Regions from separate parts of the Homo sapiens genome. Here region 2 is linked to region 1. Evidence: chromatin loops called from intact Hi-C (ENCODE). Cell type or tissue: B cell. All regions are shown on one strand. Region 1 overlaps BANP (BTG3 associated nuclear protein). Region 2 overlaps BANP (BTG3 associated nuclear protein).

The links. Peaks named below come from ENCODE experiments on the same cell type or tissue, not always from the same donor. Only the 100,000 strongest peaks of a DNase experiment are listed, where the experiment ranks them.
Region 2: a loop joins it to region 1, with 9 times the contacts of the local background. A loop is called at or near these places in 1 of 110 quality-filtered maps.

The regions. Positions count from the first base shown.
Region 1 is chr16:88,066,750-88,071,749 of GRCh38, reverse strand. The region is part of intron 12 of BANP (BTG3 associated nuclear protein); the gene reads right to left. Among named protein-coding and RNA genes, the nearest start is that of BANP, 120 kb to the right of the region's middle. RefSeq lists enhancers at 1,712-1,861, 1,962-2,021. In B cell, no CTCF peak of the experiment used is centred here; DNase peaks (open chromatin) are centred at 2,139, 3,053 and 3,419; H3K4me3 peaks cover 1,741 bases; H3K27ac peaks cover 2,513 bases.
Region 2 is chr16:88,003,344-88,008,343 of GRCh38, reverse strand. BANP (BTG3 associated nuclear protein) reads right to left here. Exons shown (of 14, transcript NM_001386991.1): 5 at 3,933-4,049; 6 at 2,079-2,254. Among named protein-coding and RNA genes, the nearest start is that of BANP, 54 kb to the right of the region's middle. RefSeq lists enhancers at 1,704-2,247, 2,248-2,793. In B cell, a CTCF peak has its summit at 3,014 (motif pointing right); a DNase peak (open chromatin) is centred at 2,933; H3K27ac peaks cover 883 bases.

The DNA of each region.
Region 1 (5,000 bases):
ATGCCACAGAGCCTCCTGGAAAATCCCAGTGGCAACCATGAAGAGCACAAGCGCTCCCAGAGTGCCACTGAGGCCTAAAATCCAAGCCAGGACCGTGAGCGTGAGGCTGAGACCCAAACCCTCCCCATTCCCAAGGCAGAGTGACCTCAAGGGCTCAGGGAGAGCAAAGGAGCTGCTGGTGGGCACTGAGAACCCAGCAGAAGCTCGCAGGAAAGTGAGGCCCAGTTCCAAGATGGGCGGAAGTGAGTCCTGGTGGCAGAGAGCCCCGCTGGCCCTCCCGACCTTGTACCGCCTCCCAGAGTATGGAATGAGAATGGGGGACAGGCGAGGCCCCTGGGTGGGCTCTGGTGACCCCATCGCCTGTAAGCACCCAGGCCCACTTCCCACTCAATCCACTGGGCGCTCCAACATCCAGGCAGGCAGCTCCGGTGTCAAGACGGCCCAGGCAGGCGGGTGGGCAGCCCCAGCCCTGAGGGCACTTGACATGAGCCACGGGGTCTTCACTTGGGGTTGCACCCCACTACGGGAGGGCCAGGAGATGCATCCCACACCTCCACACAGAACCGCACTCTGTGCACTGAGAGTCTCACCGGTGGCCCTGGGAAGAGGAGCAGCCCGTCGCAGGGTGCCCCACCCCACGGAGCCTGGCCGCAGCATCCCCTCCGTGGGACCTGCCCTGGACAACAGCAGCACTGCACAGAGCAAACTTGGCCCCCGCAAACACACTGCAGAGACAGCGCCGGACCAGGGCTTTCACCTGCAAGTGCTTTTAAAGACTAGACTTCACCTACATGTGCTTTTAAAAATAGTTATGTTTCTAAGCAAAGTTCACCTGCAATGCTAGAAGACAAGCCTTTTAAAGATACGAAGTATAATTCACTCTACATTGAGGTTAGCAAAGTACGGCGCCCAGAGCAAACCTGCTGGCTGCTTTTGTACAGCTGTGAACTGAGAATGGCTTTTAAATGATTTTTAATGACAGAAAAAAATGCAAAAAAATATTTTGTGCCACATGACAAATCTAGGAACCTCCATCTTCAGTGAGCATCTACAGGCCTGCAGGCCCCCCACGTGCTGGCCTGTCATGACCCAAGGGCCGTGGTGAGCAGCTGTGATGAGACCAGGTGTGCCCCCCAAAGCTGAAAACCCATCCCCCCTGGTCCTTTGCAGACAAGCCTGGCAACCCTGCCAGCCACGACTTGCGAGCACACCAGCCTCGGGGACCAGCCTCGGGCGAATAGCTGAGCCATCAGAATGAACCTAAGGAGCGGTCGACCTTCTGCCTCGGGATTTTGTTGTCTCAAACAGATGCTATACAAGAAGGAATATGGCCAGAGTCAGATGTTCTGCTGGACTCTGGGGTTTCTTTACCCGACGGCCCCTACTGCAGAGGCCCTCTGAGTCCAGGTGTCAGATGCCAGCCCGACATGGTCCCAGGGATTAATTCATTGTGCAGCTGGCCCTTGAACACCACAAGGGTTAGAGGCACTGAACCCTTGTGCAGCTGAAGTCATGTACAGCCTCTGACTCCCCAAAACTTTACTAATAGCCTGTTGACCAATGGCCCTACTGATAGTGGTCAATGAGCAGGTATTTTGTGTGCTGTGTGTACCATCACCTGTATTCCTCTAATAGAGTAAGCGAGGGAAAACGTGGTATTCAGAAAGGCACAGGCGAGAGGAAATATGGCTGCTATTCATGAAGCGGAAGTGGATCTTTATTAAGCGGAAGTGGATCGTCATCCTGGCCTTCGTCCTCACCGTCCGCATGCTGACTGGGGCTGGGGGGAAGAGGAGGAACAGGAGAGGCTGGCCTTGCTGTCTCAGGGCAGCAGAGGCAGAAGAGACAGAGGAGGTGGAAGAGGAGGCAGGCACACTCAGTATAATTTTTACTGAAAAAAAAAATGCACGTATAAGTGGATCCTCATAGTTCAAACCTGTGTTGTTCAAGGGTCAACTGTAGTCTTTTCCAAGGAACAAACGTTCGTTTTTTGGTGACGGACAGAAGGAGCAGAGCGTTGTGAAGTGCGTGCATTGACATCAGAGTGCTGACAAAGGGGCTGCTGGCCCTGGGGTGCAGGTGCCATTTACAGATGAGGAACTGAGACCTGGGTGGGGTTAGGAGCAGTTTAGGGGCTGGGCTTCCATCACACAGCAGGTGGGGGCAGCGTCCATACAGGAAGCACCTGGGTCCCCGAGGCACTCTCCTGGGCCACCACCGTCCATAGCGGAGCAGCACGATTACCCTCCGGCTCCCTCCAGCCTGGGTTCTTCGAGAGGGAGCAGAGAGAGAAGGCGGGGACTCTGTGAGGGGAGGGCTCGGGCGTAGGCCTCTCAAAGTCCTTAGAAGATACAGCCTGTGGTTTTAAAGCAGAATTCTAGTTTTTGATGAGCAAATGCCTTATATTTTTTTAACAATGAATTTGTCAGTGGAAAAGAAAAAAGAAAAAGGCAGGTCAATGAGCTGAATGTCTGGCTGGCAAGAATTCCATCTTTTTGCTGACATGAAATAAACTCGGAGAGGAGTTGCTGCACCGAGGAGGAGGAGCTGCCGGCACAGCTGCCCCTTCCCATGATCTTTACAGGCCCCGAGGTCCCGCAGCGACAGCGCGCCATTCAGAACCCAGCCTGACGATGAGAACACTGAGGCTTCTGGACTGTTTCACGAGACGGGGCAAGCCCACTGGAGCGCCCTCCATCTGGGCCTGGGGCTGGAGCTGGGCTGGGTGCAGGGACAGGGGGCTGGGCTGGGCTGGGTGCAGGGGCAGGGGGCTGGGCTGGGTGCACGGACAGGGGCAGGAAAGAGAGAGCAAGTCCCTGTCAGCCGCAGAGACTCTGGCTCAGACCACAGGCTGGGGACGAGAGCGCCCAGGGAGGTGGAGCCCCTGCAGAGAGAACCTTCTTCCCAAGAAAGGAAGAGAGAGCAGACATTCCTGCCAATGTGCAAACCCACCAGTAACTTTTCAGTGATGCCTGGGAACAGACCGGGCAAGGCTGCACTTGGAAAGGGGGCTGGGGAGGAGTTCTGCACTCAGTTCCACCACGCGCCCAGGCAGTCACTCTGTCCTGGGTGGATCCGCAGCCACCCACGTTCCTGCCACAGACCCCGAGCTGGCGCCCACTGGAGGAGGCAGCCAGCACCCGCACCAGTGGGCTCTTCTGTGAGGCCCTGCACAAACTGCGTTTCCCACTCATCACAGCACAGGCACACTCCTGGCCCCGAGAAAGTTCCGGGAAAAATATCCTCAGGGGCTGTCCCAGAGGTGTCTCAGGGCTGTGAATAAAGCAAGCTGCCTGAACCAGCGTTTCTCAACTATTCCCACCAGGCCGAGGCCTTGAAAACTCCTGAACACCAGGCAATGGTCTGCGCGGTGCAGGGACTTGACTGGTAACTCCCAAGCGCCTGCCCACCTGCCTGCACTCCACGACAGCACAGGGACCCTGGCGCACGCCCAAGGTTCACGCCAACCAGGTGACCGCCAGGAAACCCAAGCCTGGGGCGAGCAGCAGAGGAGCACACGGTAAGCCCGCACCTCCTCCATCCCCAGCTCTCAGGAGCCCGTGCCACACAGCCGGAGCTCTGCAGGGGCCACAGGTGGGACGAGTGCACGACGCTTTCCACCTCGGGCACCTCTGTCGGACACCCAGCTCTGAACTACGTGTGAAAATGGAAACGAAGTGCGTGGCCACACGCAGAGCAGTGCCACTCCAAGCACCTCCTCATCACACACGTGGCGTGTCACGGACTGACGACACAAGGAGGCAGACAGTGGGGGGAGGGCGGGTCTGTTGGGGACGGAGGGGGCATTGACACAGTGGATGCTACGGGGAGGCCCCGTGCAACGTGTAACTGCGGGAAGGCAAGGCTCAGCCGGGAGCATCGTCAGGGTTCCCTCATCTCAGGGTGTAACCATGCAGGAACAATGGAGTGGGGAGATTGACAGGTTGAGTGGAGACCTGGGGTTTACCCTGGGGTGGAGCAGGGCGAGGTCAGTGAAAGGGTGGAGGACCAGGACTGGGGCAGCCGGCCGTCCAGGGCAGGGGTGGCCAGAGCATGGCAGGGTGAGCGCCGTGGGGTGCAGGGGGGGCTGGGCACTGGGGAGCGGCTCTGAATGGGAGTGGCAGCAGCTGACCCCCTTAGATTTGGAAATAGTGCCAAGGAAAAAAAAGGACTCTGAAACTCTGGCATAAAATACCCATAAAGTATCTCAAATCAGGTTTGAGCGGTGGCAGTGCAGCAGGTGAGGTGGGGCCGGCCTAGAGCCCCTCAGGACAAGCCCCTGGGTCCCGTCTCAGGGCGGGGGCACGCAGCAGGGTGCAGGGTCACAGCCTGGTTCCAGCTCGAGTCTCCTCCCTGAGGGAGGCCCCGGCGCAGATGTGGTGTAGGTGGGAACCATGCAGCATGGGGCATGGGGCGAGACACCTGGGTGACACTGGCTGGGGGCTGAGAGGCCAAACAACTGTGGCGCCCCACACCCAGCCCAGCGGCTCTGACCCCCTCAGCCCCATGAGACCAGCCACACAAGCCAGTCGGCCACTCCACTGGCACCAAAGCAAAGAACACACTGAGTGGCAGGCGGCACAGAGCTGCAAAGGGTCAAAGGTCAGCGGCTTCACCTTCCCCCACACACCTGGGCCCTAGGATCCCGCCACGTGCTGTGTGTCCAACACCAATTAATAAAAAAGAGAGCGAGTGTGCATTCCTATAACTGGGTTTCTAGGCGAGTTCAAAACAGTAATAAAATAATTTGCCTGGTACCTCCATCCAAAAATGTCTAGGCCGCTGTGGCAATGTGCCCCGGCCGATGGCTCTGACCTCTGCCTAGCAGAGTCACCCAGCCTCGCACAGCCACTGACAGCGCCACTGCCTCCCCTCTGCCCTGGGAGACCCTCAAGTCTCCCAAGGGAGCACGAGAGGGAGCGCCCGCACCGCTGGGAGCGGCGTTTTGAAGGCTGATGGCAAAGACACACACAGGCAATGTAGGCAAGGTTTGGCACCTT
Region 2 (5,000 bases), 63 kb after region 1:
GTGAAAAACTCCATTGCCCTGATCCTGCAATTAATACATACACAAAAACCTGCACCTCAACGTTCACAGCAGCATTCCTGACAACAGCCAAAAAGTGCAAACCACCCAGATGCCCATCAACTGATGATGGATCAACAGAATGAGGGCCATCCATACCTCGGCACATCACGCAGCCATGAAAAGGAACAAAGCACTGGGCAAAAGCTACAATGTGGGTGATGCCACAGGATTCCATTTAGAGTCAAGGTCCACAACAGGCACATCCACGAGGACGGAGATGAGCTGGGTGCCGGGGCTGGAGGCTGGGAGAATGGAAAGTGACTGTTGATGGGCACAGGGCTTCTTCTGGGGGTAATAAAAAATATTCTAGAATTAGTCCGAAGTGATGACTGTACAACCTTGAGAATATACTAAAAACAACTGAGACGTATGCTTTAAAACAGTCAATTTTATGGTATATAAATTAGATCTCAACTTGGAAAAAAAAAAAAGATCAACTCAACGTCTCTTTCTCTCTTCCCTCCATTCTGCCATCTGAATCCTAGCAATTTGTATTAGAGGTAAAAGCAATTTTTGTGGAAGACATTGTTTTCAATGTTTCAGATACGGTAATGAGTCTTCCTAACAGGAAAGCCTTTGTTCACTAGACAAAGCAACATCGAGTTGCTAGGAAAAATCAACAACTCAGACGCAGATGCAGAAAAACTGAGTTCTTCCTAGTAAGCAAGGAAAACACATGCTTTACAACTCCACGCACAAAGCTAAGTCTGTTTGGTTCTTTCTTTTCTCCACGCTGTAGTCACTGACAGTCATCTGGTCACTTACGGTGACAGGATGAAGGGCACACAGAGGCTCTCAGGGGAAGACGGCTCTGAAAGGCACACTGGGCAGGCCGAGGGCCAGGCGGGAGGGCACCTCAGAGCCCTGCAGGAGAGAGGCCCCCGCTAGGAGTCCAAGTAGGACAAACAGCTTCACATCCTTCCAGATCTCGGGGGAAATGGGCAATGCATCCTGTGCCATGGAACCCGTGGAAGCTGCGTCCTCTAGCCCAGCAACCTGCCTCTGAGAGCCCACGTCCAGACACTGATCCAAGAGACATGAAAACACAGCAGGCCAATGCTAGTTTCAATAACGAAAGGTTAGAGGGGGCCATCCCTGGAAAGCATCCAGACCTGATGAAATAAGCAAAACTGGCTAAAAATGACTCTGTCCATCTGCACTAACGTGGAAAGATTTCTACTGTGTAGGGGAAAGAAGTGAGTTATAAAATCATAAAATGTGCACCAAAAAACCCCAAAAGGTTTAGAGATCTCAGAATGGTGGGATCACAGTTATTTTCCCTTTAATCTTCATGTTTATACTGTATCACTATCTTTTTTTTTTTTTTTTTTTTTTTGAGACAGAGTCTCTGACGCCCAGGCTAGAGTACAGTGGTGCGATCTCAGCTCACTGCAACCTCTGCCACCCAGGTTCAAGCAATTCTCCCGCCTCAGCCTCCCAAGTAGCTGGGATTACAGGCACCTGTCACCGTGCCCAACTAATTTTTGTAGTTTTAGTAGAGATGGGGTTTCACCATTTTGGCCAGGCTGGTCTTGAACTCCTGACCTCATGATCCACCCGCCTCAGCCTCCCAAAGTGCTGGAATTACAGGTGTGAGCCACTGAGCCTGTCCTATACTGTATCACTTTTTTTTTTTTTTTGAGATGGAGTTTCCTCTATTGCCCAGGCTGGATGCAATGGCATGATCTCGGTTCACCGCAACCTCCACCTCCCAGGCTCAAGCGATTCTCCTGCCTCAGCCTCCCGAGTAGCTGGGATTACAGGCACCTGCCACCACACCCGGCTAATTTTGTATTTTCAGTAGAGACAGGGTTTCTCCATGTTGGCCAGGCTGGTCTCGAACTCCCGACTTCAGGTGATCCGCCCGCCTCAGCCTCCCAAAGTGCTGGGATTACAGGCGTGAGCCACCGCGCCTGGCCACTGTATCACTTCTTTAAAAAACAACAAAATTTCTAAAAGGCAAAACAAACAAACAATTGTACTGGCGCTCTGGCCGAGGAAAGCCGCCCTGGACGCACCTTCCGAGTTCAGGGTGATGAGCGTGACGTTGCTCCCGATGCTCTGACTGCCCGCCTGCCCACAGCTGGACACAGAGTCGCTGGCCTCCGAGCCGCTCTCCCCGTCCTCGTGGTGGCTGTCTTCTTGGCCCGGCACCTTCACCACAATGGTGTTCTGCCGACGCCCAGGCACAGCGCTAAACGGGAAAAAAAACACACCAGCCCGATGTGGTAAGAGCCGCAAGCAGCACGCGAAGGTCAGCGCTTTCCTTATCGCAAAATCTAACTCTGTGTGGACCAGTGGATCACACAGCCTTCCCATACTGCTCTCTCTACCAAGATTAATAGAAACTCCATGGGAGAAAATGGCCTGGGGCTGAAAGAAACTGTATAAAATAAAACTTAACCATTTAAAGAAAATGTTTGTATCACAAAAGGAGTAAAATCATACTCACTGGGACTCAGGCCTAGCATGCTGCCTTCTGAGTTCAGTAGTCATCCCATAAAATGCTGGTAAGAGTCTTTTTTCCGGCGAGGTTAAAGGGAAGACTAAATGAGGAAAACTGTGCCCAGAGGCCTGGGTCAATTCGATCCACGCTGCTGGGCTCGCTGGAGATGGCTCCCCCTCGCAATGCGAGCAGCACTCCCACGTACGCCCACGGGCAAAAAACCCTGACGGGGCTTAAAAAACCCACTGAGATCCCATCGGAGCTGCCATCATCCCAAGGGCTGCTGATGTGGAAGGACAGAACACTGCTAGCAAAGCAGGGCGAGGCCACCTCCACAAGTGCTCAAAAAAAAGGATGATTTAGAGACTTACTACTTCCCTTTTTTAGTGACCCTTTCAACATCCTCTACCGTGGACTGCTACGCACCAGCAGGAGAAAGGAGCACAATTTCTCTATATGCAAAGTCAAAAAAAAGGGTGTTGAAAACACTGGCCGCACCCAGAGGAGGGCGCTGCACTCTGCACTTTCTGGCCTGGATTCTCTAGAGCGCTGTCCACGCTGAACCTGATCTCAACACTGGCCATCTGCCTGGCTGACCTCAGTGCAAAGCCCCTGAGGCACAGCTGACCCTGGCACCTCCTCACCGCCCATCACCAACTCCTCTCCCTTCACCCCACGTATCAGACCCTTGCGACCACAGCTGCGGCCCTGGAGAACTGAGCTAAGACAATACAGAAAGGGGACGAAGCTGGAGGAGGAGGAATCCACAAAGGAGACTGAGAGAAAAAGCAAATAGAACTTTGTGAAGACACAGATGGGAAAGAAAAAGCAACAGCATCCTCAGGGGTTCACGCAGCCCCAGGGGCACTCCTGGGGACAGCAGGGCTTGGATGCCAGCCAGAGGCCACTGCACAGCCTTCCCCTCACACAGAGCGGGGACGGTGTCTTCTGTCCACTCCCACCTCTGACCAAAGTTCCATTCAAAATGTCTCAAGAGAAAAAGGTATAAGAAAAAAGTCATAAACTCAACATGCCTGCACCACTTAGCAACCGTGGGAGAGGGCGTCTGTTTGCCTGACACGCTCTGCACAGACAGACGTGAGGACCACTGAGCTAGGTGGGAGGATGAACGCTTTCACAGACTGCTGTGAGGAGACAGAGCCAGCCCCCTCCACAACCCCGGCCAGCACGAGACACAGAAGTCCCCGGCGGCAGCTGCCCCTGGTGTGGCTGGACTCAGCATTCAGCATCGCCCAGCCTGCCCTCCCCGACCTCAGAGAGCTGGGGCGGTGCCTGCCAGGCTCAACCCTGTGACCACAGAGATGAAGCGTGTGCTGGACTGTGCCCTGGCTTAGGGACGTTGACTTATTCTCATGGGACTCCGCACAGTGGCAGGGAAAGGTGGGGTTGGTGCCGTGCTACTGACTTGCTAATGACATTTTCCAGGGAATCCGGTGCCCTGTTGCTCAAGGGGTCTTCCATCTTGGCTACAATGGCGTTCTGCCGATCATTGTTGAGTATTACTGTAGTCTGGGGGACGACGCTAGGGAACAAAAGAATCACAAAGAAAAAGAAGGCCTTAAAACAACAACATTCATGGTAAGAGCACATAAGAGTCATTCAACACAGTCCACTCCCAGGGACCCGCACTGAGGGGGAGGCCTAAGAGTCATTCAACATAGTCCACTCCCAGGGACCCGTCCTGAGGGGGAAGGAGCCCCAAATGCTAAGGAAGAATAAACTGGAGATGGGGTTTTTAGCAGAACGTAACTTTTCCTAATTGTTGGTGATCTGTCTGCACAACTGGATAGCACAGGACAGCTGGGCTGAGGATGCTGAACTTGTGACAGAATAGACTGCAACCGCACCAGCTGTTATCGCACCCAGTTAATAAAGCTTCTAGGGTGGCACACTTGCATGAGAACTGGCTTGACATTTTCAGTCACTCCATCCCAACTCATTCCTATGGGACAGATCTAACGTTCGTAACCACGTAAGTGTTGGTATCATTCCAAAACGGTAGCGCCCTGGAAAGAAAGGGGCAAACATCACGTTGGACTTGGGATGGAAGGACACACATGCTGCCTCCAGGTCCTGCAGGAACATGTGTGAGCTACAACCAAAGGGCTCAGGGTTCTGCTTTGAAGGAAAAGATTCTACAAAAGAACAGACCATGGCCCAGAAACCAGCAAGCCTGGCGCCACCCTGGAGGAAGCACGAGTGTGTTCAGACAGGCGGCAGCTAACACAGCTTCATCTCAAAGTACAGACTCACCCACAGTTTTCAATCATGCGTTTTTAAGCCTTAGCACTTTCTGGTCACAAGGGATATCTAAGGTCCGCTTTGTTGTGGAAGGCTGGGGAGAGAAAGAACTAGCACTAGAAACACAACGTGATTATCACCTGACAATAAAACTCCATTCTTGGATTTCACTCTCCAAAAACCAACCTGGGAAGCCTGCCTTTCTGTGATCTGCACATAGGAAATTCTAGCC